3 separate regions of the Homo sapiens genome follow, and regions 1 and 2 are each linked to region 3. A link is an interaction called in ENCODE POLR2A ChIA-PET data of the cell type or tissue named here. Cell type or tissue: PC-9. All regions are shown on one strand. Links, peaks and the distances in the headings refer to the core of each region. The heading gives the core; the rest is flanking DNA.

Evidence for each region. Peaks named below come from ENCODE experiments on the same cell type or tissue, not always from the same donor. Only the 100,000 strongest peaks of a DNase experiment are listed, where the experiment ranks them.
Region 1: POLR2A ChIA-PET joins it to region 3 with 8 read pairs; 2 of 35 experiments call an interaction of 5 or more read pairs at or near these places.
Region 2: POLR2A ChIA-PET joins it to region 3 with 5 read pairs; 6 of 35 experiments call an interaction of 5 or more read pairs at or near these places.

The regions. Positions count from the first base shown.
Region 1 is chr5:32,112,317-32,122,640 of GRCh38, forward strand. No RefSeq gene overlaps it. Among named protein-coding and RNA genes, the nearest start is that of GOLPH3, 57 kb to the right of the region's middle. In PC-9, for the core only: no CTCF peak of the experiment used is centred there; no DNase peak of the experiment used is centred there.
Region 2 is chr5:32,337,342-32,347,665 of GRCh38, forward strand. No RefSeq gene overlaps it. Among named protein-coding and RNA genes, the nearest start is that of MTMR12, 30 kb to the left of the region's middle. RefSeq lists a silencer at 2,568-2,768. In PC-9, for the core only: no CTCF peak of the experiment used is centred there; no DNase peak of the experiment used is centred there.
Region 3 is chr5:32,279,740-32,290,063 of GRCh38, forward strand. All of the region lies in intron 1 of MTMR12 (myotubularin related protein 12), which reads right to left. Among named protein-coding and RNA genes, the nearest start is that of MTMR12, 28 kb to the right of the region's middle. RefSeq lists enhancers at 927-976, 997-1,106. In PC-9, for the core only: no CTCF peak of the experiment used is centred there; DNase peaks (open chromatin) are centred at 4,182 and 5,042.

The DNA of each region.
Region 1 (10,324 bases), core at 1,108-9,107, 170 kb before region 3:
GTTTGCATAATTCCCCTCCTCGAAACCCAATGAAATGAACAAATACAGAGGGAAACTCTGGTAGTTTTAAAATGGAAATAGCCACAAACCCATTATATGAAATGGAAAACTACATACCATGTGTAAGATGTAAAACCAGGCTGGGCACGGTGGCTCACTCCTGTAATCCCAGTAGTTTGGGAGGCCAAGGCAGGAGGATCACTTGAGGTCAGGGGTGGCAGGCCAGATTTGAGGGGAGCCCCCACCAAACAGGAACCTGCAGTTAACTGATTCAGTAAGAGATTAGCTGCCCCAGCTCGCCCTCACCCCATAAATGCCATGGCCACCATCACTCCACACAGCCTCCTGATCCCTTCAAAACAGCTGGGTATCTCAAAGATTAAAATCAGCTAGTCCCCAACTTCCTTCTCTTGTCCTAAGAGACGATTTGAACAATGCTTAAACACAGAGAGCTATAAAGGATCCACCACTGATCAATCTTGGGCAAATGGCAGGCTTAGTAGAATTCACTTATCCCCACTGAACAATCAAATTCAGCAAGGGTCCTACTTACGAATTCAGAACAGGTGAAGAGAAGGGAGGAGAATACAAGGAGTGAAATACAATTATGCAAAAGGCAGATAAAAATATAATTTGGAGGCCGGACGCGGTGGCTCACGCCTGTAATCCCAGCACTTTGGGAGGCCGAGGCGGGTGGATCACGAGGTCAAGAGATCGAGACCATCCTGGCCAACATGGTGAAACCCGTCTCTACTAAAAATACAAAAATTAGCTGGGCATGGTGGCACGTGCCTGTAGTCCCAGCTACTCAGGAGGCTGAGGCAGGAAAATCACTTGAACCTGGGAGGCGGAGCTTGCAGTGAGCTGAGATCACGCCACTGCACTCCAGACTGGTGACAGAGCAAGACTCTGTCTCAAAAAAAAAAAAAAAAGAAGTAAATATATAATTTGGAAGATGACTCGGGAAAATTCTAAATATAAACTGTTTTGTACTCTCAATGTACTTAAGTAAACGTGGCTTCTAAGCAGCACAAGTTCAAAAGAGCAGTAAGAAAACTTAATGAGATTAATACAGATCTGGTAGAAGTAAAACTAAAACAATCACCTTACCAAACCAAAGCCACATTAGAAGCAACAAGTCAAATAAAATTGTAGACATCTAAGTGACATTGAAGATGAACTTGAAAAATCCTGATTAAATGTTAGCCAATAGAATTCTGCAGTACATTAAAGAAAATATGCACAATTGATGTTAATTCCAGGAATATGTGAACACTTTGAAATTAAGAATCTATAGATGTAGTATGTTACATTAACAGGACAAAAGAGAAAAAGAATCTTCATGAAAGATGTCCAGAGGCCAGGTGCAGTGGCTCACACCTGTAACCCCAGCACTTTGAGAGGCCGAGGCGGGTGGATCACCTGAGGTCAGGAGTTTGAGACCAGCCTGGCCAACATGGTGAAACCCCCATCTCTACTAAAAATACAAAAATCAGCAGGGCGTGGTGGCATGCGCCTGTAATCCCAGCTAATCGGGAGGCTGAGGCAGGAGAATCGCTTGAACCCGAGAAGTGGAGGTTGCAGTGAGCCGAAATCGTGCCACTGCATTCCAGCCTGGGTGATGAGCGAAGCTCTGTCTGAATGAATGGATGATGTCAACAGACACTAAAGCCTACATCATGCTCTAATGGAGGAACTCCAGAAACATTCCCATTCGTCAGGAATACACATGCACAGGATGCTCAAAAGTATGATTGTTGAAAAGCAATGTTCTGGAGGTATAAGCCAATATAACTAGGTAACATTTTATTTTATTTTTTGTAGAGACAGGGCCTCTCTATGTTGCTGGTCTTGAACTCCTCTCAGGTGATCTTCCCACCTCAGCCTCCCAAAGTGCTGGGATTACAGGTGTGAGCCACTGTACCAGGCCCAATTATGTAAAATTCTTAAAAACAGCTATAAATAACAAAAGCAAAAGTATTATGATTTGCACATGACAAAACTTGGGTACATATAAACACAAAAGTTCCAATTGAAAAACTATTAAAATAGTAAAATTCAGTATGGTGGCCACAAAAATTAACATTCACCAAAACAACAGCTTTTTTCTTTTTTTCTTTTGAGACGGAGTCTCGCTCTGTCGCCCAGGCTGGAGTGCAGTGGCGCCATCTCGGCTCACTGCAAGCTCTGCCTCCCAGGTTCACACCATTCTCCTGCCTCAGCCTCCTGAGTAGCTGGGACTACAAGTGCCTGCCACCACGCCCTACTAATTTTTTGTATTTTTAGTAGAGACAGGGTTTCACCATGTTAGCCAGGATGGTCTCAATCTCCCGACCTCGTGATACAACTGCCTTGGCCTCCCAGAGTGCTGGGATTACAGGAGTGAGCCAACGTGCCCGGCCAGCTTTTTTTTTTTTTTTTTGAGATGGACTCTCACTCTTGTTGCCCAGGCTGGAGTTCAGTGGCGCGATCTCAGCTCACTGCAACCTCCACCTTATGGGTTCATGCCATTCTCCTGCCTCGGCCTCCCAAGTAGCTGGGACTACAGGCACATGCCACCACACCCAGATAATTTTTGTATTTTTAGTAGAGACGGGGTTTCACCATGTTGGCCAGGATGGTCTCGATCTCCTGACCTTGTGATCCGCCCACCTCGGCCTTCCAAAGTGCTGGGATTACAGGCGTGAGCCACCACCAGCTCTTCTATAAATAATAACCAGTTAGAATATACCATGGGAGAAATACTCTATTATGAATGCCAGCAACTGAAAATATAAATTTATTCTTAGCAAGAACTGGCCAAGACCTAAAAATATTATAAAACTCTATTAAGGGATGTAAGAGATAACTAAAAAAAGGGGGGTAAATATATGTATAGCTTCTTGGACAGGATGACTCAATACTATAAAGATCTCAATTCTCCCCAAGCTAATTTATAAGTCCAATCATAATCTCAAATTCTTTAACCTGACAAAATTATCCTAAAGTTCATCTGGTAGGATAAACACACAAAAATAGCCACAAGAAATTTGAAAAGACAGAGTAAGAGGGGAACTAGTATTAAAATATTATCAGAAAGCTGTAATAATTAAAATGTTGGCTCCTCTACTATAGAACTAGACAGACAAACCACTAGAACACAGACCCAAATATATAGTAATTCCAAATTCAAAAAAAAGGGGCATTTTAAATCAGCAGCAACAAAGCAAAAACAAAACACCACACACACCGATTATTCAATATATTCAATAACTGGTGTTGAGAAAATTGGCTAGGTATTTTGGAGAGAGGAAAAAGCTAGTCCATTTGCAACAAAATCCCTGACATCAAAATAAAATTCCAGAAGGGTCAAAGATTTAAAAGCAAGAAAGGAAACAAAAACAAAAACAATCCCAAAAAACCTAAATATATTCCTTTAATCATAAAGTGAATAAGCTCTTCTAAGCATGAAGCTAAATTCAGAATCTACAAAGCAATAGACTCACAATTTAACCAGACTATATACAAACTAAAAACTACCGGGGGCTATCCCAGTGGATTCAAGCAAGATGCCAGGAACACTGGCATAGTTTTCTATTCTCCCCATATCCCCACTAACACACCCGGGAAACACACAACACACACACACACACACACACACACACAGTTAATATAGAAAAACACAGTAAACATCCACAATAAAACTAGATACAAAGGTATCCCCACAAACTCCAAAATATACAAGTGTGTGGGGGAAATGCCACCACCACCACCAAGACCAATTTGAAATCACCATCTGTACAAGAGAAGTAGAAGGAAGCAACACAGCATGTGATGGCCCCATGACCTCGCAAAATCACCAGGAAAGCTCAGTGGACCAGCAGGACAGCAGCAGCTGGGCGTGGAAGAGTTTTCATCTTCTCCTAGTGGGCAAGTGTGTGAAGTCCATGATGAAGGAGGAAAGGGCTGATGCGGGCTATGAACTCTCAAAACCCCATGCTAAGGAGAAACTATGGGAAATAGAATCCAAACTGAGCAGGACAAGAGCAAGGATAAAAAATAAGATTCAGTTAAAAGTATATGAGGGGAGCAGATACAGGTCTTTTCACTCCACAAAACAGAAGAGGGAGAGGCTAAAGTTAAGCTACTCCAACTCAAGTCTTTCTCTTCTAAAAGAACAGGAAAGGCAATTTCATGTAAGAAGGAGTAACAGCAGATAATCTTGGGTTAGATCCCATACAAAGTAGTTATAAGAAAAAAGAGGCTGAGTGCAATGGCTCACACCTGTAATCCCAGCACTTTGCGAGGCTGAGGCAGGTGGATTGCTTAAGTCCAGGAGTTCAAGACTAGCCTGGGTAACATGGCGAGACCCCTTCTCTACAAGAAATACCAAAAAATTAGCCAGGCTTGGTGGTGCATGCCTATGGTCCCAACTACTCAAGAGGCTGAGGTGGGAGGATCGCTGGAACCTAGGAAGTCAAGCCTGCAGTGGGCCATGATTGTGCCACACTACTACACTGCAGCCTGGGCAACAGAGTGAGACCCCATCTCAAAAAAAAAAAAAAAAAAAAAGTATAAGGAACAAATATAATCCCTACAGACAACAAAAGCACACCAGAAAGCTATGCCCACAAAACCAGTGAGAACTATAACTCAGTACCTAAGAATGAGCTAAAATAAAATATATCAAGAAAATGACCTGGAATATGAATAATATAAACCGAAACCAGAAAGACTCAGAAATCAGGTATTAAAACTCAGGAAAAAAAATCTAAGATAATTTCAGAAAAGATGAGTCATGTGGAAAGATCATTTCCAGTGAATAAACCACAATAATGCCTTCAGAGAAAGAGAAGAGAAAAAGGGGACAAATGTTTAAACATCAGTAAGAAATAGAGGAAAAAACCCCAGCAAAACACAAAGATGGAAAATGAGTCCCTCAAAAGGAAAACCTGAACAAGTGAACAGAAGACTAAATATTTTAATTTTCCTGAAATTGAGAATTAAAAAATGGTCAACACTACATGTTGAAAGATCACACCATGTACTTGGGAATACTGATCCAGAACAACCAAGACAAAAACACACTCTAGTAACATTGGAAAAATACCGGAGAGAAAATATCCCATGAGCATCCAGGCAAAAACAGCAAGGCAATTATGAGAGAAAGAAAATCATTATCATATTATAATCCTAGTATTGTTTGACAGCAATGCTTTATGCTAAGAACATACTTTGGTTACCCAAAGAAAATGTGACTTAAGAATTTTATTGGCCGGGCACAGTGGCTCACACCTGTAATCCCAGCATTTTGGGAGGCCGAGGCAGGCGGATCACAAAGTCAGGCGTTCAAGACCAGCCTGGCCAACATGGTAAAACATGGTCTCTACTAAAAATACAAAAATTACCCGGGCGTGGTGGCGCATGTCTGTAATCCCAGCTACTTAGAGGCTGAGGCGGGGGAATCGCTTGAACCTGGGAGGCAGAGGTTGCAGTGAGCCGAGATCGCGCCACTGCACTCCAGCCTGGGCGACAGAGTGAGACTCCCAACTCAAAAAAAAAGAATTTTATCCAGACATACTGACTTTCAAATAAAAGGCTGCAGATAAACTGCCATCAGCATACAAAAATTCAGGACTATTATTCTCACAAACCCTTTCTGAAGAATCCAACAACAAATGAGCAAGGCAATCAAAATGATGGCCAGGCAGTGACACTGGGAATGGTGATGAGCACTAAATAGGTATTTACCTGAAGAGCTGAGACTAAAGGAAGGGTTAAAAGGAAAAGATTAAAGTATATAATGACTACATGTTCTTACAATGTAGATGTAGCCCAACTACAAAAAGGGTGGTGGCGGAGGTGAACGGAGCAAGCATATAAAAAAGTCTTATTAAAAACTCATTTTTAAGTAATCAAATTGTTGGTATAGTGCTAATACTATTATTTTGAGAATGTCTTATGTGGAAGCAAATGAATAACTATGTGATATTTTATTGTCAGTAATTTCCATCATTCTTGATATAGAAAAGTAGAAGACAGAAAAACCCTATAAATTGTAAATTTGAATCTGAGGGTTGAGTGGGGTGGCTCACACCTAAAATCCCGGCACTTTGGGAAGCTAAGACAGGAGGATCACTTGAGGCCAGGAGTTCAAGAACAGCCTGGGCAATATAGTGAGACTCAATCTCTACAAAAAATTTAAAAATTAGCCACGCATGGTGTCACATGCTTGTAGTCCTAGCTACTTGGGAGGCTGAGGCAGGAGGATCACTTGAGCCCAGGAGTTTGAGACTGCAACGAGCCATGATCAGGCCACTGCACTCTAGCCTGGGCAACAGAGTGAGATCTTGTTCTCAAAAAAATAAATAAATACATTTCCATCTGAATTGTCAATGTAAAATCATAAGGCACTTTATTTTTCATTTTTTATTGTGGCAAAATATACATGGAGTTTACCATCTTAACTTTTTTTTTTTTTAAGATAGTCTTGCTCTGTCACCCAGGCTGGAGTGCAGTGGCGCAATCTCGGCTCACTGCAACCTCTGCCTCCCAGGTTCAAGCAATTCTCTGCCTCAGCCTCCCGAGTAGCTGGGATTACAGGCACCCGCCACCATGCCCAGCTAATTTTTGTATTTTTAGTAGAGACGGGGTTTCACCATCTTGGCCAGGCTGGTCTTGAACTGCTGACTTTGTGATCCACCCGCCTCAACCTCTCAAAGTGCTGGGATTACAGGCATGAGCCACTGCGCACGGCCCATCTTAACCATTTTTTAAGTACACAGTTCAGTGACATTAAGTCTACTGACATTGTGTAATCACCACCATCCATCCCTGCAACTTTTTGTTTGTTTTTTGAGACGGAGTCTTGCCCTGTCACCCAGGCTAGAGCGCAATGGTGCAATGTCAGCTCACTGCAACCTCCACCTCCCGGGTTCTAGCAATTCTCCTGCCTCAGCCTTCCAAGTAGCTGGAATTACAGGCACCCACCACCACACCCGGCTAATTTTTGTATTTTCAGTAGAGATGGGGTTTTACCACGTTGGTCAGGCTGGTCTTGAACTCCTGACCTGAGGTGATCCACTCACCTCGGCCTCCCAAAGTGCTGGGATTACAGGCGTAAGCCACCACACCCAGCCCCATCCCTGCCACTTTAACTTCCCGCACTGAAACTCTGTGAGGTACTTTTCATAAACACATACATACACCACACAAACACACATAAGATTTTCCCCCAGAAGCAATGACCAAGGCAGTAGTAACAAGTATTCTGAAAGCCCAAATTACGGTCTCGAAGTACCATTTCATGCTAAAAGAAACATGGCTTGTTGGAAAAATAGATGATTCCAGATACAGGGTAGGAAATATACAAAATGAACCTGAAACATCTGAGCCATACCAGGAAGTTATCAAAGACTACTAAAACTATCAAAAGGACTCCAGATCCTTGAAGAGAGTTCCACTGGCCAAAGATAGGGCATTTTGAGCATTAATAGGGCTAATAACTGTAGACCAAAACACATAAAAGAATGATTATTCCATTACACTAAGTGAAATAAGGCACAAAAAAGACAAAAAAAAAAAGATCTCGCTTATATGTGTAATCTAAAAAAGCCAATCTCATAGAAAAAGAGTAGAAAAATGGTTACTAGAAACTGACGGGAAGGGGAGAGATAGGGAAACAAACGTTGTTCAAAGGATACAAAGTCTCAGACTAGAGGAATCAAGTTTTAGTGATCTATTGCATTGCATGGTGACAACAGTTAATAATGTATTGTGTTTCAAAATTGCTAAAAAGGACTATTTTTAGTATTCTTACCACAAAAATATAAGTTGGTAAGGTGATGGTTATTTTAATAAGCTTGACTGAATCTCCAATGTGTACAAAGACTAAAACATTACATTATACCCATAAATATACACAATTATTATTTGTCAATTTAAACAGAATGTGTTTCCATAAGTTCATAATACTTTAAAAATTAAAGTTATTTTTGGAGGGTGCCATGGAATCAGCTGTATTTTGAAAATAGGTAAATAAACTGTAAGAATTATTCTACCTTCCCTCTATGAATTATAGTAAAACGTAATGTAGATAACACGTCTCTTTATAGAAATATTCTAGCTAAAAAAAAAAAATAATAATGAGGGCCAGGCGCCGTGGCTCAAGCCTGTAATCCCAGCACTTTGGGAGGCTGAGGCAGGAGGATCACAAGGTCAGGAGTTTGAGACCAGCCTGGCCAATATGGTGAAACCCTGTCTCTACTAAAAACACAAAAATAGAAAAATAACCGGGCATGGTGGCAGGCGCCCGTAATCCCAGCTACTCGGGAGGCTGAGGCATAAGAATTGCTTGAACCCAGGAGGCGGAGGTTGTATTGAGCCAGAGATCACGCCACTGCACTCCAATCTGGGCGACACAGTGAGACTCTGACTCAAAAAAAAAAGAAAAAGAAATAATTGCCGGGTGCGGTGGCTCACGCCTGTAATCCCAGTAATCCCAGCATTTTGGGAGGCCGAGGCGGGCAGATCACAAGGTCAGGAGATCGAGACCATCCTAACATGGTGAAACCCCATCTCTACTAAAAATACCAAAAAATTAGCCGGGCATGGTGGCAGGCACCTGTAGTCCCAGCTACTCGGGAGGCTGAGGCAGGAGAATGGCGTGAATCTGGGAGGCAGGGAGGCAGAGCTTGCAGTGAGCTGAGATCGGGCCACTGCACTCCAGCCTGGGCAACAGAGCGAGATTCCATCTCAAAAAAAAAAAAAAAAAAAGAATTATTAAAATATCACATTGCAACCCCAATAAATAAGAATTGAAAAGCAAGGCTGCTAACATCACAAAAGGAAAATATGAGACATTATGTGCCTCCTGGTGGAAGCATACACCACCACTGATTAGTGTTGCCTACACAAACAAACCTGAATCTAAGCTTCTAGAGCCAATTACCAATTCTTGGGAAATGCAGTGTAGAAGTCAAACACCTTAAATCACACCTTGTGGAAACCATCAACAAAATCCAAACCTTGGAAAACTCTGCAGGACAAATGATCCAATTTCATCAACAAATATTTTGCAAAGGAAAAACAAGAGAGAGATGGGGGAAGAACCTACAGATTCAAAAAAAACTTAAAAGACATATCAAATGAAACAAAACAATACAATTAAAGATTCACACTGGGTCAGGACAGTACTTACTCTTATGAAGACTGTAATTGGGAGAAAGACTTGAACAGCTTCAGGGTATAGCTGGCAAGGTTCTATCTCCTGACCTGGGTAATGGCTGTAAACATGGGTGCCTTAAATTAATTAATGTAAATATTTGAGATTTTCCATTTATATTTTAATCATAAAAACTTTTAATGAAATGCTTATATACATATTCTTAACCTAGACATTTCGACTTTTTCCATTTTTAAATTTGATCATACCCTCCCAAAGTTAATATATATCAAATCTGACCACCAGACATCTCTTTAGAAGAAGGATCTCCACAAATTGCATGCTCAAGCACTGCACCTTACACTTTTCTGAATGTTAAAGAAAGCAAAAGCAAAACTTACCATCTGCCAGCTCCCAAGACTGGGAAAACAACTGCATCATAGGCTTAAGTCCTCGTGAATCAGTACATAAAAAGATCAATGCCCTTCAGAAAAATGAATAAAGAACACGAACAGGTAATTCACAGGAAAAATACAAATTACCAAAAGGCAGTAAATGATAACCCCTCAATAATGAACATAGACTAGGAGTGATGATATCCTCCACAGAGGGGTCCCCAACCCCCAGGCCACGGACCAGTAATGGTGGTCTGTTAAGAACCAAGCCACACAGCAGAAGGTGAGCAGCAGGCAAGCGAGCAATACCACCTGAGCTCCACCTCCTGTCAGATCAGCAGCCACATTAGATTCTCATAGGAACTCGAACCCTATTGTGCACCTAATCTAACTAATGCTTGATGATCTGAGGTGGAACAGTTTCATCCTGAAACCACCCCCCAAACCCCAGGTCCATGGAAAAACTGTCTGCCACAAAACTGGTCCCTGATGCCAAAAAGGTTGGCGACCACTGCTCTGCAGTATTGGCTAGGGTATAGGAAAACCAGCATTCACCTTACTGTCAGAAGTGTAAGTTACCATAAAGCTTAGAAATCAATTTGGCTTTATCTTTTACATTTTCAAGGTATATTATTTGAGCAAATCCATTTCTATTAAATCCTTCTAGAGAAATGAGAAATAAAGACATAAAAAAGTATGCTACAATAGTGTAATAATGTAAAATATGAGAATCATCTAAATGTCCATTAATGGGAGATTTAACTAAGCTATACAACAAAGCCATTCA
Region 2 (10,324 bases), core at 1,596-9,595, 58 kb after region 3:
AGTTTATTGAATTGTATATTTAAGTGATTTCAGTATCAGTTGATTTACCATGAAAATCTGGTAAAGTATTTTCTTGGTATTCAATTAATTTTTGTCTATTTAGGTTAGTAGTTTTATAAACCAGTCAGTCTTTTCATCAAACCGGGAATTCTTCCCCAGTTTAAATGATATGATTCTAAAGTTATTAGAAACCTGTACTTAAGAGTGTTTTTAGGGTCCTTTTTATCTTTTCTTGAATCTCCTAAAAGACACCATATTCTGGGATTTTGTGTGTTTGTAAAGTTTTCAGAAACTGCATCAGTATTAAGCAATTAACTGTGGAAATGACTTTAGATAGTTATAGTTAAAGACACAATTGAGGCCGGGTGTGGTGGCTCAAACCTGTAATCCCAGCACTTTGGGAGGCCGAGGCGGGCGGATCACGAGGTCAGGAGATCGAGACCATCCTGGCTAACACGGTGAAACCCTATCTCTACTAAAAAATACAAAAAATTAGCTGGGTGTGGTGGCAGGCACCTGTAGTCCCAGCTACTCAGGAGGCTGAGGCAGGAGAATGGCATGAACCCAGGAGGCGGAGCTTGCAGTGAGCCAAGATCGCGCCACTGCACACCAGCCTGGGCGACAGAGCGAGACTCCGTCTTAAAAAAAAGAAAAAAAAAAAAGACACAATTGACAAGGAAATTTGGTTATTTCTGTGGTCTATGATGACTTAACATAATAACTAATTATGATTGATAGCATATACTCAGACACATTAGAATTTTAGAAATCCCATACAATTTTGGAACATATGTTAATATTGTTCATTAAAACATAACCTGAAGAAGGTTAAACATTATTTTTATTTTGACAATGTTTCCCATGTAACTTCGTAGGTTAAATAATCCTGTTTACCTTTCTTTTGGATGTCTTGGGGCCCTCTGTAGTATCCCAAAGTTAGAGGTTAGATAAGACAATTTTGAAGCTGCAATTTGATTTGAGGGAGTCTGTTAAAGATGTTAAAGGTTTAAAACACTTTATATTATGCTTAACCAGTTTGACCATGAGGTGAGATTTTTATAAACCTTTTATAACCCTTTACAATGTTTGTGAAAGATTTTTTTGAGATGGAGTTTTGCTTTTGTTGCCCAGGCTGGAGTGCAATGGTGCAATCTGGGCTCACTACAACCTCCGCCTCCCAGGTTCAAGAGATTCTTCTGCCTCAGCCTCCCGAGTAGCTGGGATTACAGGCATGTGCCACTGTGCCCAGCTAATTTTGTATTTTTAGTAGAGATGGGGTTTCTCCACATTGGTCAGGCTGGTCTCGAACTCCCAGCCTCAGGTGATCTGCCTGTCTTGGCCTCCCAAAGTGCTGGGATTACAGGCATGAGCCATTGCACCCAGCTGAGTAAATCAGGTTTTTAAGAAAACCCTGTTGTGTTTTTTTTTCGATGTTCAATTTATGGAAAACCAAATAATAACCCTTTAAATTTAGCCAGTATGTTCACACACACATTTTTTTTTTGAGACAGAGTCTTGCTCTGTTGCCCAGGCTGGAGTGCAGTGGCGTGATCGCAGCTCACTGCAAGCTCTGCCTCCCGGATTCATGCCATTCTTCTGCCTCAGCCACCTGAGTAGCTGGGACTACTGGCAGCTACCACTATGCTCAGCTAATTTTTTGTATTTTTAGTAGAGATGGGGTTTCACCATGTTAGCCAGGATGATCTCAATCTCCTGACCTCGTGATCCACCCACCTCCGCCTCCCAAACTGCTGGGATTACAGGCGTGAGCCACCGCGCCTGGCTGCACACAGAATTTTTTTTACAAGATTAATTTTTCCACAATTTGCTTCAACTTTTAGATTTATGTTATCTAATTTAAAAATCTTTTCATCCTTTAAATCAGGCAAAAATTTACATTCTCATGCCTTTTTATAATCTTTTATGAAAAACATATTTTACTTTCCTCTCACACCTTGTGCATGAACCTATTTCTCCAGTCTCAATTACATGTTTTATTGGTAACTCTTAACAACTTTTACTTTTGGTGGACAAATTTCCTTTCATGAATCCTTTCACGACTTACACAGACCATCTATGACATGTTTGGACTTTGACTTGTCCTGAACATCTCTGTTTTTAAATAACCAGTTATTTTATTTTAGGACAATAATTTACTATACAAGGTCTTTCTTATATAAAATCTCTTTTCTTTATAACCTTCTTCGTATAGTTAGGGAGCACTGTTAATTCCACATGTTTGCAGGCCTTATGTAGAATCTAACACTCCAAAATAAATTGAACAATTTTTAAAAGTCAAGGAAGCAGTTTATGACCTTAAAGAATTTAGTAAAGCTAATATCCAATCTGTATAATTTAGATCAAATGTTTTTATTTTGTCAATAATCTTTAAAGCTGTTTTTATTTCCCAAAGAGCACTAAAGTTGTGTGAACTAAAAGACATTATAGTTTTTATTTTTTTCAAAATATTTGATTTACGTACTTACTTTTCTTTAAGGCAATTAATTAGAGCTCTTTCATATAAACATTATACACACAACACATATATAACTACACAGACAGAAGAAGATTAAGTAGCTGTAATATTTTTTCATTTACATTTTTAAGTTTCTTAATTGGATTACTGGCTTTTGGGTAGAGTCCTTGGAAGAAACAGCTACGAAAGCATGTAGTTTCTATGGCCTAATAAGTAGGCACAGATGGAGGGCAAAAACAAATCCCCAAAATTAAGGGTCTCTTTTTTTTTTTTTGAGATGGAGTCTCACTCTGTCGCCTGGGCTAGAGTGCAGTGGCGCAATCTCAGCTCACTGCAACCTCTGCCTCCTGGGTACAAGCATTTCTCCTGACTCAGTCTCCCAAGTAGCTGGCATTACAGGTGCCCACGACTATACCCAGATAAATGTTTTGTATTTTTAGTAGAGATGGGGTTTCACCATGTTGGTCAGGTTGGTCTCGAACTCCTGACCTCATGATTCTCCCACCTTAGCCTCCCAACATGCTGGTATTACAGGTGTGAGCCACTGTGCCCAGCCAAGGGTCTCATTTTCATATTGTATCCTGGATCCCCCTACAAAGCGAAATGCTATTGGAGAAGACAGTGTAATGTTACTACTATGTATTTCATTATATGGCAACCTAAAGCCAATCAATCCATTTTGTAATTAGTCCATCTCCCATGAGAGTCTCATTCTCACTGGGGGTGGAGACATCTCCATACTTCTCAGGTGGCCAAGAGTATGTTTCTCTGATACAAATGTGTAGAGCTGAGTGTTTCCCCATAACTGTCATTAGACACCCCTAAAAATATATTTGCTACCTAGTTATTACACACCAAATCTCTTTTATAATGTAAAGTAATTTCTGATAACCCCAAAAGTAAAAAATGTCAGATAATGTAATACAAAACAGACCAGAGACTTAGATTTTGAAAGGAGTCTATCCACTTTCAATTTTGGGGATTTCATGAAGAAAACAGGTTTTTCCAAAAACTGGATCTCTAGCATCTCCTGTTTTTCCCAAAGGGTCTCAGGCTGTTAGGGCTTGAATATCTGTTTTTAATTAAGCTGACTTTTAACAATAGTGCTCTTTTTAAAAAATCCTTTTAAATTTCTTTTAAATTACCCTACTTTAGCCAGGTCAAATGGCCAATATTTCTGACTTTTAAACTTTACCAAGTAACCTTACAGGTGTTCTGAGAAAGGAAAATTCAAGATGGTTACAGAAGGGGAAGACAATCAACAAATGGTAATGGTTATGCAGATATTAAACAAGAAAGGACTTATTTTCTAAGTCAGGAATTGAACCTGGGCTGTCACTATGAAAGGACAAAATCTTAGTTACTGAGTTACAGCACTGGGTGGTTTATATTGCCCTTTCCGGAAGGAGTCTAGAGTAGTTAATTTTGAGCTTGTAAAGGCTTTTAACTACTTAAGGTAATTTTTAGAGTTAACTATGACATGAACTTTAAAATTCTTCTTCCTTGGAAGGCGGAGACCAAGAGAAAGTACCGCCATGTTCTCACAAAGTCAAATTCCCGAGGACATAAAACAAGATGGAGACCTCATCCAGTTTTCTTGTTTGTTTATTTCAGTAAAGTTTGTTATTAACCAGTTTGTTGAGCCATCTTGAGCAGCGGGCTTATGGGGTTTTAAGCCCATGTTCTATCCTAAACAACTCCTCTTGGCTGGACGCGGTGGCTCACGCCTGTAATCCCAGCACTTTGGGAGGCCAAGGCGGGTGGATCATGAGGTCAGGAGTTCAAGACCAGCCTGGCCAAGATGGTGAAACCCCATCTCTACTAAAAATACAAAAATTACAGCGCACCTGTTATCCCAGCTACTCGGGAGGCTGAGGCAGGAGAATCGCTTGAACCTGCGGGGGGGCGGAGGTTGCAGGGAGCTGAGATCGCGCCACTGCACTCCAGCCTGGGTGACAGAGCGAGGCTCCATCTTGGAAAAAAAAAAAAAAAAGAACTCCTCTTTATGACAGAACGATATAGGAAGACACATAAAGCTTACCAGATTGGCTATAGTTCAAGAGTAGCCTCATAAATCCTTTTTTCATTAATCAAAACTTCACAGGAGATAATGATTTTTATCATTCATTCAACCAGTTTGTACAGGGAGAGAGAGGCAGCAGTCTGACTGGTAAGAAATTTTTACTCTTTTGCTGACATGTCGGGCTTCCGGGTTCCCTTTCCCCAAGTGGCCCTAGTGACCTGCTGGCTGCACCACGGCCCTGGGGGCCAAGCTGCAACACAAAGGAAAATAATATTTTTTCTGTCTCATGGAACCACAGGCAAAAGCCTCTCAATTTTGCAAGTTGCCACCCAAGTGGCTGCATGGAGGCATCAAATATTAAACTGGCAAGGCTCTGTCATCTTTAACCCATTTTTAACCAAAAGGGACTTTACTGAGCGGAGGGCCTCTAACCCAGTGCCATTCTTTACTCGGGTAAAATGTACCCCATTACTTATTCAAAGTCAGTCAGTTGGTGCTGCAGTCTATTTCCTTTAGATGGGGATAGTAACTAAGTTAAAAGGTTAGCAGATTTTAATTTTTGGGAGTCCTCATTTTTAAATGTACTTCAGTCTGTCGTGGTTCATTCAGAATGTTCCACTGTAAGTTACCTTTAGTAAGATTTCATCATTTCTGTAAGACTATGCTGTTTTCTGTGTTTAACGTGTAAGTTGGAAGGAGCTCAGTTTTCCAGAAATTAAGGATCCCACCTTTACCTAAAATATTGGCTTTACTCTCAGGTGCCCTTGATTAACTCAGTCAATGATTTTTTTTTTTTTTGCTACCTGAGCATATAAGAAAAATGAAACAAAGGGGTAGAACGCAAACATCCCCGTGAATTTTTAAAAGTCAAATCTTACACCCCCTGTAATATTACCATTTACCACCAGTTTCTTTCTGATTCAGTCAGTTGTAAGAGGCATCTCACTGGATCCAAGCCAAGTAATTATCCACTTCTGGTACCATCTGTTAAAAGAAAAAATTCAGCCAAATTAAATTTAAGGGAGTTTAATTGAGCAATGAATGATTCACGAATCGAGCAGCCCCCAGAATCACAGCAGATTCAGAGAGACTCCAGCACAGCCAAGTGGTGGAAGAAGATTTATAGACAAAAATGGGAAGTGACACCTATGGGTGATGGGACTAGGCATGTGCAGGTTCATGGGACATAGAGAACCTTTTTCTTCCCAAAGGGGGAAACTTGAGAGCTAATGGGATGCTGGAGAAGATCTCTTTGCTAGTGACAAGTGGCTGTCTGACTTTTGATTCAGCGTTGCTGCAGAGGGTGGGTGTTTCTCTGACCTTGCCTTCCCCACCCTGCGGCAGGCAATGCTTTTTTCCCTTTCTCTATTTTTTCTATTACTGAGGGCAATTGTCTGCTCTTTGATCTTGCCCAGAGACCACATGCTGAAATTCCTGGTCAGAAGGTCATTTCACCCCACTCTGAGTGGCTTGAGTTTGTAACCATGTGGCAGCACTTTCTTTTGGTCTCTGCCATTCAGTGGACCACAAATTTGGAATTCATGTCATAGTAAGCTCTAAAGATTATCTTGAGCAGTTAAAAGTCATTGCAAGCTCAAAATTGGCTGCTCTAAGCCCCTTCTGGGAAGAGCAATGGCAACTGCCCAATGCTGTAACCTGTGAGGTTACTTTTGGTAAAATTCAAAAGCCAGAAATATTGGCAGTGTAGCCTGGCTAAAGTCAGGCAATAAGAGATTTAAGAGGACTTTTTTTTTTTAAGAGCTCTATGGATAAAAGTCAGCTTATTCAAGCTGTAACAGTCTGGGACTCCTTGGGAAAAACAGAGGAGGTGCTACAGACCCTGTTTTGAGAAAAACATCTGTTTTCCTCATGAAATCCCGGGAATTAGAAGTGAATAGATCCTTCTCAAAATCTAAGGCTCTGTTCTGTTTTGCTTTGCATTATCTGTCGTTTTTTATTTTGGGGGGTATCAGAAATTATTTTACATTATGAGAGTGCTTTGATATGTAATAGCTAGGTAGGAAATATACTTTGGGGATGGCTAATGGCAGTTATGGGAGGATACTCAGCTCTTTGTACGTTTGGATTAGAGAAGCATGCTGTTGGCCACCTGGAAGGTAGGGCAATATCCCAACCCCAACACTGAGAGATAAGACTCCCATGGGGAATGGGCTAACTGGCTTCAGATTGTTTTGCAATGAAATGTAAGTTGCCAGGCATGGTGGCTCACGCCTGTTAATTATAGCACTTTGGGAAGCCAAGGCAGGCAGATTGCTTGAGGTCAAGAGCTGGAGACCAGCCTGGCCAACATGGTAAAACGCCATCTCTACTAAAAATACAAAAATTAGCCAGGCATGGTAGTGCGTTCCTGTAATCTCAGTTACTAAGGCATGAGAATTGCTTGAACCTGGGAGGTGGAGGTTGCAGTGAGCCGAAGTTGTGCCACTGCACTCCAGCCTGGGCGACAGAGTGAGACTCAAAGAAATGCACGGTAAAATCTTTGCATTGTCTTGTTCTGTTGCGTTTCTCTTTTGGGGATCCAGGATTCAGTATAAAAATGGGACCCTTCATTTTGGGGGTCTGTTTTTGTCTTCCAGCTGTGCCTGTCATAGAAACTGTATGCTTTCCTGGCCTTTCCCTCCAAGGGCTCTACCCTGAAGCCCATAATCCAATTAAGAAACTGGCAAATGAGGCTGGGTGAGGTGGCTTATACCTGTAATTCTAGCACTTTGGGAGGCCAAGGCAGGTGGATCATTTAAGGCCAGGAGTTTGAGACCAGCCTGGCCAACGTGGTGAAACCTTGTCTCTACTAAAAATACAGAAAATTGGCTGGGCCTGGTGGCTCATGCCTATAATCCTAGCACTTTGGGAGGCTGAGGCGGGGGCAGGTCACGAGGTCAGGAGATTGAGACCAGCCTGGCCAACATGGTGAAACCCCATCTCTACTAAAAATACAAAAATTAGCTGGGCGTAGTGGCGCATGCCTGTAGTCCCAGCTACTTGGGAGGCTAAGGCAGGAGAATTGCTTGAACCTGGGAGGTGGAGGTTGCAGTGAGCTGAGATCGCACTACTGCTTTCCAGCCTGGAGACAGAGCAGGACTCTGTCTCAAAAAAAAAAACAAAAAAATTTAGCTGGGCGTGGTGGCAAGCGCCTGTAATTCCGGCTGCTCAGGAGATTGAGGCGTGAGAATCGCTTGAAGTTGGGAGGTGGAGGTTGCAGTGAGCTGAGATGGTGCCACTGCACTCCAGCCTAGGGACAGAGCAAGACTCTGTCTCGAAAAAAAAAAAAAAAAAAAAAAAGTCAAGCTCAGTGGCTCACACCTGTAATCCCAGCTCTTTGGGTGGCCAAGGCGGGCAGATCATGAGGTCAAAAGATCAAGACCATCCTGGCCAACATGGTGAAACCCGTCTCTACTAAAAATACAAGAATTAGCTGGGCGTGTTGGCACTTGCCTGTAATCCCAGCTACTCAAGAGGCTGAGACAGGAGAATCGCTTGAACCTGGGAGGTGGAAGTTGCAGTAAGCCAAGATCGTGCCATTGCACTCCAGCCTGGTGACAAAGTGAGACTCCGTCTCAAAAAAAAAAGAAACTGGCAAATGAAAAATCTTACAACTACTGGATCTTCTTCTCTCTACCTATTTATATGTGCTGTGTGTGATGTTTATATATGAAAGAGCTGATTAATTGGCTTATAAAATAAGAAGAGCTTAATTCAAATATTTCGTCAGAAAAGTAAAAGGTGCAATGTCTTTTAGTTCATGTGACTTAAGTAATTTTTGGGAAGTAAAAACAGTTTTACATGCAAGGTGTGTAAGAAAAGTGAAATGTGTTTTTGGTAAAATATCTATCTATATCTATCTATCTATCTATCTATCTATCTATCTATCTATCATCTATCTATCTATCATCTATCTATCATCTATCTATCTATATCTATCTATATATATATTTTTTGAGACTGAGTCTCGCTGTGTCAGCCAGGCCCAGGCTGGAGTGCAGTGGCGTGATCTCTGCTCACTGCAAGCTCCGCCTCCCGGGTTCACGCCATTCTCCTGCCTCAGCCTCCCGAGTAGCTGGGACTACAGGTGCCTGCCACCACGCCTGGCTAATTTTTTGTATTTTTAGTAGAGATGGGGTTTCACCGTGTTAGCCAGGATGGTCTTGATCTCCTGACCTCATGATCTGCCTGCTTCAGCCTCCCAAAGTGCTGGGATTATAGGCATGAGCCACTGCACCCACCCCAAGTAAAATATTTTAAGAAGGCATGGGAATGTGGGGTTTTTTTTTTTGCTTAAAGGGTTAAATGATTGTTTCAAGTTAGGATAAATCTGAAGGTTTGTGAAAAATTAATGTTTTTTTTTGTTTTTTGTTTTTTGTTTGTTTGTTTTTTGAGACAGAGTTTCACTCTTGTTGCCCAGGCTGGAGTACAATGGCGTGATCTTGGCTCACCGCAACCTCTGCCTCCCGGGTTCAAGAGATTCTCCTGTCTCAGCCTCCTGAGTAGCTGGGATTACAGGTGCCCACCGCCACGCCCAGCTAATTTTTTTCTATTTTTAGTAAAGACGGGGTTTTGCCATGTTGGCCAAGCTAGTCTCGAACTCCTGACCTCAGTTGATCCGCCTGCCTCGGCCTCCCAAAGTGCTGGGATTACAGGCATGAGCCCCTGCACCCAGCCAAGGTTTTATTAAGAATTGGGTTTAACATTAATAGTACATTAATGCAAAGCTGAAACTGGTTTATTTGGTATAAAAATCATATAGGAAGCATTGCCAAATATGAAATGGTGGCTTTCTTTGCACTATATTTGTATAAATACATTATTGGTATGTGTTCCAAAATTATGGGAAACTCCTATAATTCTGATATGACATAGTGTATGTTATTAATAATTATAATTGTTATGTAAAATTATTGTGTACCATAGAGGTAACCAAAATTCCTAATCCATTGTGGCTTAAATAATGGCTGGTCTAAGAGTTTTTGTCATCCACAGACTATTGTTGTTTTGTTTTAATCCTCTTCAAAAGGTGGTGTATAATTAGCTGTAGGACTTTGACAAGTGCTGTTGAATGCAGGTTCCTGACAACTTTGAAGACTGTTACACTAGAATAGAGGAAAAAACTTTCAGGACTCTCATGGAGAGTTGAAATGTTCATGAATATCAACAGGAGTTAACTTCAAGGACTGAACTAATGGAAGACTGAAGTAATCTTTTTTGACCTTTTGCTTAAAATATTGCTAATCCTTTGTTTTGTTTTTCGGAGTCAAGACAACTTTTCTTTTGAGCTATTTACAGCTTTTAACAATTGAGTAAAGTATATTCCCATGAACAAAATTTGGAGTATATTTGTTTTCTCTCTACCTGATTTATCTTTTCAAAAAAGCTTATTTTTGCAAGCAAATCGGTCTTAGTATGATTTGTCTTTAGTAAAAATGGAAGACTGGAAAGAGAAAAAAATCAGGTTTCAAGAACAATGGTACACCTGTGATTAGATTCTAGTCTCATCAGTATTTTTTAAGTTTTTTTTTATTCTGCAATTTAGACCGACTGCTTATTCCTGTGAACCAACCAGTGATCTTTGGCTACAGCTTAGAAGAAACAAGAGAGATGGATGGGTACTGTGAAAAAAGTCTGGATAAGTATTCTAATTCTAGGCACATATTGGAATCAGCTGGCAACCCTGTATCAGCTTGGTTCCAACAGTTGCCCAGTTCATGGAAAGTCTTCTATTTAGTTTACTTGGGATAATTTTACTTATTTTGCTTTACTGTTGTGGAATATATTGCTGTTGTACTCTTTGTGTAGGAATGCAGGATAAGCTT
Region 3 (10,324 bases), core at 1,164-9,163:
TTTGGGATGAAACTGTTCTACCTCAGGTCATTAGACATTACTTAGATTCTCATAGGGAGCGTGCAACCTGGATCTCTTGCATGTGCAGTTCACAATAGGGTTCATGCTCCTATAAGAATCTAATGCCGCCACTGATCCCACAGGAGGTGGAACTCAGGAGGTAATCCTTGCTGCCCCCTACTCCTACATTCAACTCCTGCAGTGCTGGCACAGACTAGTACCAGTCCGCAGTCTAGGGGCTGGGGACATACAGGACAAAAGCACATGGATGTTAAAGTCAACTACCACTCTTGAGGACTTGCTGAGAGGCAGCCTGGTGGTATTTACTTCACTGGTTCTTGAAAAGTCAATTCTTTGGACTCTTACCAAGTTCACATTCAGAGTGCACATCATCTCAAATGTGTGATGATCCTGGGGCACCTTAGGAGAGGTAGAAAAAGGGTAGGGCCCTGCCAGAAAGATCTTGAAAAGAACTAGGGTGTGTGGGGGTACAATGAAGCTCTCATAGGTCAAAATGCTTATAAATGCTCCTATCAGCTTTAAATCAAAAACTGAAATTGTTGTTCTCAGATTAATTTTATCCAGCCAGAGGGACAAACTCTAAGAAGCAACATCTCTAAAGGTTCCAAAACAATTTCTTTCCATTGCATTTGACACAGTGCTAAAAGGACATAACACAGACATTTCATTTCCTAAAAGCTGCCCTACTTTTCTAGAATGAACACTTAATACTCATTTTTTTCCAGCTAAGTAGAAAATCTGAGGGAGAAAAATGAATTTGCATCTACATATTAGGTAGGTATCCATGTATATCTTAAAACAAAATTTTTTTAAGTAGAAAGTTGTATTTTTTATACAGCATAGTACTAATAATTTAAGTTTTTGTCTTTCTCTATGTTTCTCCAATATTTTCTCTGTGCATGTACTAAAAACAGAAAGAATACCGACCTGGGGCCACAGTCCAAATATGGCTCTGGCATCCACAGATGTGACTTTGGTCTTGTCATTTAAACTGACTGAGTGTCAGTTTCAGTTTCCTCCGATATACTAAAATGGAAACAATACTACCTAGTATGAGAGCTTTAAGAGATACATACATAACTTCGGTGACACAGGTACTTGGTCATGTAATTTGTTATAGTTGTTGGGGGTAGCAGGATCTGTGCTTCTGCTTGATTTCCTTTCATGAGTAAACAAAGAGTAGGGGAATTATTCAAGAATCTCTCGGCAGGGTGTGGTGGCTCACACCAGTAATCACAGCACTTTGGGAGGCTGAGGTGGGTGGATCACTTGAGGCCAGGAGTTTGAGAACAGCCTGGCCAACATGGTAAAACCACGTCTCTACTGAAAATACAAAAATTGGCAGGATGCGGCAGCATGTGCCTGTAATCCCAGCTACTCGGGAGGCTGAGGCACGAAAATAGCTTGAACCCGGGAGGTGGAGGTTGCAGTGAGCTGAGATCGTGCCACTGCACTCCAGCCTGGGCAACAGAAGGAGACTCTATCATTAAAAAAAAAAAAAAAACAAAAAAAACTGTTACATGAGACTAGTAACTTCTACTTTTCTCCCAATCTTGTTTCCCATATTAAACTAAATTGACTCTACTCAGGCTCACAATTCTTTTTTCTGTGGATCAGGAATTCCTGAAATTAGCAACACTGAAGTTGGCCCTAAATCTGTAAGACTTTAACTACATTAGGAATATCTGAAGCCAGGGTAAAGGAAATAGCATTTTTCTATTAATAGGATTTATCTTCTAGCAGCACACCATGATTTATGTCTGGTCATTATGCATCTTATCTTTTGCAATAGAAAGCACTTTGAACCCTCTGCAAGACCAAAAAAGTAGACCAATGGCTTTCTTAAGAAACCACATCTGGGCCGGGCGTGGTGGCTCATGCCTGTAATCCCAGCACTCTGGGAGGCTGGGGCGGGTGGATCACAAAGTCAGGAGTTCGAGACCAGCCTGACCAACGTGCTGAAACCCCGTCTCTACTGAAAATATAAAAATTAGCCAGGCATGGTGATGCATGCCTATAATCCCAGCTACTCAGGAGGCTGAGGCAGGAGAGTCACTTGAACCTGGGAGGTGGAGGCTGCAGTGAGCTGAGATCATACCATTGCACTCCAGCCTGGGAGACAGTGCGAGACTCCGTCTCAAAAAAAAAAAAAAGAGACCACATCCGAGAGGAAGGACCTGCTTGGGCATGCACACACAAAAAAGCTTTCTCAGCTACTAATTTTGTTGACAGTAGATCAAGTTGCTAAAAGGTGGTAACAAATTGAGAATAGAAACCTATATAACCACTGGAGCACTGGAATTTAAGGTGCCACACTGTACTCAATCATCACGAGCATCAGGCTGGGTGCGGTGGCTCATGCCTGTAATCCTGGCACTTTGGGAGGGCGAGGCGGACGGATCACGAGGTCAGGAGATCGAGATCATCCTGGCTAACATGGTGAAACCCCGTCTCTACTAAAAATACAAAAAATTAGCTGGTGAAACCCCGTCTCTACTAACAATACCAAAAATTAGCCAGGTGTGGTGGCGGGTGCCTGTAGTCCAGCTACTCTGGAGGCTGAGGCAGGAGAATGGCGTGAGCCCGGGAGGCGGGGCTTACAGTGAGCCGAGATTGTGCCACTGCACTCCAGCCTGGGCGACAGAGCAAGACTCCATCTAAAATAAATAAATAAATAAATAAATAAATAAATAAATAAATAAATAAAATAAAAAATAAAAATCATCATGAGTATCTAATCCTTTCTGGTTAACACTTCAAAAAAATTATAAATATACACTATGCAAGTCTTACAGATAATCAACTCAGGTAAAAAACAAATAACCATCATCACCACTATCAACTGCTTCCCCCCTCAAACAAAAATCCAAACCAGTCCCAAGAAGAGAAATAACCTAGAGGACTCCAAAAAATCAGGGTATACAAATAAGAATCATAAAGAAATCCTTGCCTCAAAAATAAGTTTAATTGGAGTTTTTCTTTGAATTTGATTTTCACAAGTTACCTGTTTGGGTGGGTAGGAAGGACGGAACGGAGAGTATTCACTGGCAATGTCTGTAGTCTCTTCATCCCTATATTTCACAATCGCTTTTTGAACTCCACAAGAAAAACAAAGAAAGAACTGACAAATATGGAGCTAATATATTTCAATATTCTTAAGAGAAAACGGATTTACCATTCTTTGCTTGTTGATCACAGGAGAATGAACATAGCTGAATGAAGGAGAGCAGAGGTGGATACCAACAAGGTACGAGAGCACCCGTATCTGGATGTGCTGAGTCCTACATGTGGATCTTGGAGTGGGTTCCCCTGAAATTCCCCTATGTGCATCCTACTCCTAACCATGCTGTATTCTGAATGTGTATAAGCTGTTGTTTTCATTGGCAAATTTGTTGGGTGAGTGATTAAAGGCTGTCCAAACTTTACAATTGAATGAGTAAATATAATCTCTTTCTTAGTGGCATTACAAATTACTACACTGTGACCAAGAGTCACTTGTGGACTGTAGACATCACAGATGTCCAATCTGTGAACGCCAAAGTCTACTGTTCCTTTTTCCAAAGTGGGTACAGGGCCAGCCCTTACTGAGGTTGAGAAGTGAATAATAACAAACATTTCTTGGGCTCTAAGTGCCAGCTACTGTCTAAAAAGCTTTGTATTTATTTATTAACTCATTTAATCCTCACAGCAAACCTTTGCAATAGAGTTATTATACCCATGATTGTCTCCATTTTACAGATGAAGACACCCTGCTAGTATGTGGCACAGGTGAAAGTCAAACCCTGTGCGCAGTCTGCGTTCCTGGCCCAGTCTGCATTCTTATTCAATGCCACACTGTCATGTGGAAAGAAGGAATGAAAGGAAAAAGGAAAAACAAGGCAGAATGATCAGTGAAGTACCTGCTAGATCCACCTGAAACCAGGTAAAAGCGAGCAACACAAAGTGACCAGGGAAAGCCTCGAATGAGAGTTATAGAGAGGCCAAGGGAAGCTAAAGGGAAAACAACAACAAAAGACACCTACACCCAACCTAAGTGACACTGGCCAGCTGCATGGAGAAGAACCTTGAGGCTCCTCAACACCTACTGAAAGTGTTACCTCTTATGACTCACTCCACTGGGTCCTCTGAGGCATGAGTCTCTAATTTTCAAGCCAACTGACTCAAGAGTTCAATGGGACTCCAGGAAAGGCTCTAACCATGAATAACACTGGTATGTATGCCTGAGCAATTCTTGCTTCCTTTCAAGAGTATATAATCTTGGCCAGGCGCGGTGGCTTATGCCTGTAATCACAGCACTGTTGGAGGCCAAGGTGGATGGACCGGATCACTTGAGCTTAAGAATTCGAGACTAGCCTGGGCAACATGGCCAAACCCCATTTCCACAAAAAAAAATTTTTTTTTTTTTTAATTAGCCAGGCATGGTGGCATGTGCCTGTAGTCCCAGTTACTCAGAAGGCTGGGGCGGGAGAATCACCTCAGCCTGGGAGGTCAAGGCTGCAGTGAGCTATGATTGCACCACTGTACTCCAGCCTGGGTGACAGAACAAGACCCTGTCTCAAAAAAAAAAAAAAAAAAAAAGAATAGAAAAGAAACAATAGCTAGGCTTAGCCACTAATATGGATGGCATCACCAAATGCTCTACTCATATTGCAATATACTGAAAAACGGAGGATTCCTCTAAAGCTTAATGGAAAGACTATTACTTGTGAAGCCTTTTCAGAGAGAGCAGTAGATAGGCCCAGCACATCCCAGGATCTAACAGCCAATTCAATCAGCATCCAGTGAGAGCTGCCTGTGTACTATCCCTATTCTTTGGGGTGGTGGGAGCTTCTTAAACCATAAACTAGTTTTACAGAAGGGTCTAGAGTTGCCCTTAAGCCTCTGCGCCTTTAACTCTGACACTCCCTACCAACTACCTAGTTAGTAGATGTTGACAACCTTACTTCTGCAGCTGTGAAACACGAGGTAACATTCCTCACTTATTCCACTAACTATCATGTTCAATGTGCAGCAAAAAGGTAGAAAAGGTATAGTTCTTTAATACTCAAGCAGAACTGGTTCTACTGGTTAGGCTGACAGACTTTTCTTAAAAAACTAACTCTGAAAATTATGGAAATTTTCAACAAATGCATCAGTTAAAAATGGTCTTTGTGCTTTGTATACCACCTCTTGCTGCTCCATTTGAATTTGAACAAAGCTTGCCATTATGGCACAAAGGAAAGGCAAAAACTGCTGGCACCAGGATCACAGCACGTCCAGGTTTTCTAAACTAGAATATCTCAGTGGGGCTTAAATTCAATTAGAACAGAAGCATGGGCCAGGCACAGTGGCTCACGCCTGTAATCCCAGCACTTTGGGAGGCCGAGGTAGGTGGATCACTTGAGGTCAGGAGTTTGAGACCAGCCTGGCCAACATGGTGAAACCCCGTCTCTACTAAAAATACAAAAATTAGCCGGGTGTGGTGGCACACACCAGTAATCCCAGCTACTTGGGAGGCTGAGGCAGGAGAATTCCTTGAACCTGGGAGACGGAGGTTGCAGTGAGCCAAGAATGTGCCACTGCACTTCAGCCTGGGTGACAGAGCGAGATTCCATTTCAAAAAAAAAAAAAAAAAGAGGGAACAGAAGCATGACAGCCTCAAGTGATCCTTCTGCCTTGGCCTCCCAAAGTGCTGGGATTATAGGTGTGAGCCCCCTGCCCCGCCACTGTTAATTCCTTACTTCAACATTTACTCCAATGTTATGGCTACTTTTTATTTGTTTATTTTATTTTTTAAAAAAAGATGAAGACATGAAAAATAAGTCTTCCAGTTTCCGCAAGTTTTCCCCTACAGTTCAAAAGAAACTGGCTACATCTGTTCTGGATCCCACTGCGAGTATCAGCAATTCCCAGAACCCACAGCTGTGTCTACCCCCACATTATCTAAGAACCTCACCCATGCTGAGCCAGAAGCACTCCCATTCTGGCAATGTCTAGGCCAGACAAGAGATGAGAATTTGAGAACTGCCACCCATTCTTTAGCAAGCTTATGGCCCAAAGGAGACACACCTGCTGGAACCCATATCACACAGCTGGTCTAGCATCAAAAAAGTTGCCAACCTAATCGCTTCTCAGAACTATGTTTCTGAGGAGTGGCCCAAAATCACAGGTCTCCAATGGGCCTGAGTCAATATTTAAGTTGTGTATCTGGTTACTCAGAGTTGCAAAATGACCCATCTCTAATATATACCAATTCATTTCAACAAATAGCTCCTGAACATGTTAAGTACCAAACGCTAAGGATAAAATGATGAATAAGGCCAGGCACAGTGGCTCATGTCTATAATCCCAGCACTCTGGGAGGCCCAAGGCAAGTGGTTCACTTGAGCCCAAGTTCGAGACAAGCTTGGGCAACATGACGAAGCCCTGTTTCTATAAAAAATATAAAAATTAGCAGGGCATGGTGGCATGTACCTGTAGTCCCAGCTACTCAGGAGGCTGAGGTAGGTGGATCACCTTGAACCTCAGGAGGTGGAGGCTGCAGTGAGCTGTGATTATGCCACTGCACTCCAGTGTGGGTGACAGTAAGATTCTGTCTCCAAAAAATAAATAATAAAATGATGAATAAGAATTGACTTTTATTAGCCAGGCGTGGTGGCATGCACTTATCCCAGCTACTCAGGAGGCTGACATGGGAGGATTGGTTGAAAGTTGAGGCTGCAGGGAGCCATGACTGTGCCACTGTACTCCAGCCTGGGCGACAAAGTGAGACCCTGTCTCAAAAAAAAAAAAGGATTGACTTTTGCCCTCACGAAATTCAGATGACAAAAAATAACTAGAATACTAAGTAATGAGTGCTGTAAGTACCAGAAGGCTACAAAAGATTCTGTCTCTACACATCATCTCATTTATTATTCAGAGCTTAGTTAACTACTATTATTGTTTCATTTTAGAGATGAGGAAAATGAGAGTAAGCCAGGTTAAAAGAAATGGGTCTCAAGCCTTTACCTGAAAGGCTTTACCTGACAAGGGTTTATCTGACGAGGGTTGTACTCTCAACCACAATCCAACCTGCCTCCCCTGGCCGACCATGCCTCCTCCTTCTGGGCACTGCTCCTCTCGAGTTCACATGCTCTTTTATTCACTGAATGATCATCTCTTATGCACCTGCTCTCTTCCACGCACAGCAAACACAGGAATGAACACAACACACAGCACCTAAGTCCTCAGAGAACACAGGAGTCTGACAGCCTTGGTAGAAATGTGCTATATGTTAGAGGAAATACAGGGTACAATGGGAACACTTAGAAACACTGAACTGCATTCAGAAAGGGTCAAAGAAGACTGCTGCACTCAGCAAGTGTTATTTATACTGAGACCTGAAAATGAGCAGAAATTAGTTCCAGGCAGAATGGCCATGTGATGGTTAATACTGAGTGTCAACTTGATTAAAGGATGCAAAATATTGATCTTGGGTGTGGCTGTGAGTGTTGCCAAAGGAGATTAACATTTGAGTCAGTGGGCTGGGAAAGGCAGACCCAGCCTTAATCTGGTGGACCAATCTAATCAGCTACCAGTGAATATAAGGCAGGCAGAAAAACATGAAAAGGTGAGACTGGCCTAGCCTCGCAGCCTACATCTTTCTCCTGTGCTGGATGTTTCCTGGCCTCAAACATCAGACTCCAAGTTCTTCAGTTTTGAGACTTTGACAGGCTCTCCTTGCTCCTCAAGCTTGCAGACAGACTACTGTGGGAACTTGTGATCATGTAATTTAATATTTAATAAACTCCCCTTTATATATATACACATACATACATACATCCTGTTAGTTCTGTCCATCTAGGAACCCTAATACGGATTTTGGTACCAGGAGTGGTTCTAGAGGAACAGAATAGTAAGGATGGCATTCTTTCATTTGTCGTGGGGTTTCTGGAGTTGGCTGCTTAATATGATTAGACCCAAAAATGCTAAGGCCTCCACTGATAATGGAAGTAGAGAACACTGATAGTCCTTGGCATGAACTGTTTAGAAAGTTATGCAAAACAAACACATTTGACACTCCTGATTCATCGCTCATGAGAGGCAAGGAGTTTAGTGACTCTATACATAATACCTTTGACCATATGTGGAGAACCAAGGGACATAATGAAGCTGGTTGGTTGCTCCTAAGTTCAGTGGACAAAGTGATGAATGAAAATGACGAACTCAGGGATTCTACCTCCTGGGTAGAATCTCCCTTCAGAAGCAGACACCGAGCCTCAAATCTGCTAAGACTGTCCTGAGTGAGAGTCTTATCTCTGGCAGAGAAAGAGCTGAAATTGTGGAAAAACAGATACAAGCTCTTATCATGTGAGTGGCTGACCTGCAACAAAAGGTGCATGCACAGCCTCGCCAGGTGTCTTTTGTTAAAGTGAAGGCATTCATGGGAAAAGAATGGGACCCTGCAACTTGGAATGGGAACGTGTGGGAGGACCCTGATGAAGCTGGGGACACTGAGCTTGTAAACTCTGATGAACTTTTTTTGCCAGAAGGAACAGCTTCCCCATCCCCAGTAGTGGCAACATCCCCTCCCTAACCCATACTGCCATCAGCCTTTCCACCTTTGTCTGAGATAAACTCTGCACTGCCTGAGGCAACACTGATGGCCTCCCCTGAGGCAGCTGCCAGGCAAGATAATGTTGATTCTCCTCAGGAGTCACCCCCAACACCCCTGTTTGCTTCTAGACCTATAACTGGACTAAAGTCCCAGCAGGTGAGGTGAGGTTGAGACTGTGGCACGTGATGAGGTGCGCTACACTTGAAAAGAACTGCTTGAGTTCTCTAATTTATATAAACAGAAATCTGGAGAATAGGCATGGGAATGGATATTAAGGGTATAGGATAATGGTAGAAGGAACATAGAGTTGGATCAGGCTAAATTTATTGATTTGAGCCCACTAAGTAGGGACTCTGCTTTTAATGTTGCAGCTCGGGGAGTTAAAAAAGGTTCTAATAGTTTATGTGCTTGGTTAGCTGAAATATGGATTAAAAGATGGCCCACTATGAGTGAGCTGGAAATGCCTGATCTCCCTTGGTTTAATGTAGAGTAAGGGATCCAAAGGCTTAGGGAGATTGGGATGGTGGAGTGGATTAGGCACTTTAGACCTACTCATCCCAGCTGGGAGGGTCCAGAAGATATATCCTTGACCAATGCTTTGCAAAACAGATTTGTGAGGGCAGCATCTGCATCTTTGAAGAGCCCTGTAATTGCTTGTCTCTGTATGTCAAATCTAACAGTGGGAACTGCAATCACTCAACTACAAAATTTAAATACAATGGGAATAACTGGATCCCTAGGTGGCAGGGGCCAAGTGGCGGCACTCAACTGTCAAAGACAAGGTGTTCGTAGCTACTGTAATGGATGGTAGAGACAAAGCAGCAATCAGAATAGTCTGACTCACGTAGAGCTCTGGCATTGGCTAATTAATCATGCTGTTCCTAGAAGTGAAACTGATAGGAAGCCTACTGCATTCCTACTTAATTTATATAAACAGAAAACTTCCAGGTCTAATGCACAAAAGACTAGTTTGAATTATAAAAACAGAGAATCACGGCCCCTCAATCAATTTCCAGACTTGAGCCAGTTTACAGACCCAGAACCCCTTGAAGGAAGGGGAGGCCGGGTCCCCTTGAGGAAGGACCCCACCACATTACCAACAATTTACGCAGTGGATCTTTCTCTCATCCTTCCCCAAGGAGACCTCTGACATTCTACCAGGGTAAGTGTGCACTGGGGAAAGGGAAATGATCAGACATTTGGACTAATGGACACTGGTTCTGAGCTGACAATGATTCCGGGGTACCCAAAGTGTCACTGTGGTCCTCCAGTTAAAGTAGGGGCTTATGGAGGTCAGGTAATTAATGCAGTTTTAGCTCAGGTCTGACTTACAGTGGGTCCAGTGGGCCCCCAGACTCATCCTGTTATTTCCCCAGTGGCAGAATGCATAATTGGCATAGACATACTTAGCAACTGGCAGAACCCCCACATTCGTTCCCTAACTGGTAGGGTGAGGGCTATTATGGTGGAAAAGGCTAAACAGAAGCCGTTAGAGCTGCCTCTACCTAGAAAAATAGTAAATCGAAAACAGTATCACAACCCTGGAGGGACTGCAGAGATTAATGCCACCATCAAGGACTTGAAAGACGCAGGGGTAGTGATTCCCACATCCCTGTTCAACTCTCCTATTTGGCCTGTGCAGAAGATGGATCTTGCAGAATGACAGTGGATTCTCATAAGCCTAACCAAGAGGTGACTCCAGTTGCAGCTGCTGTACCAAATGTGGTT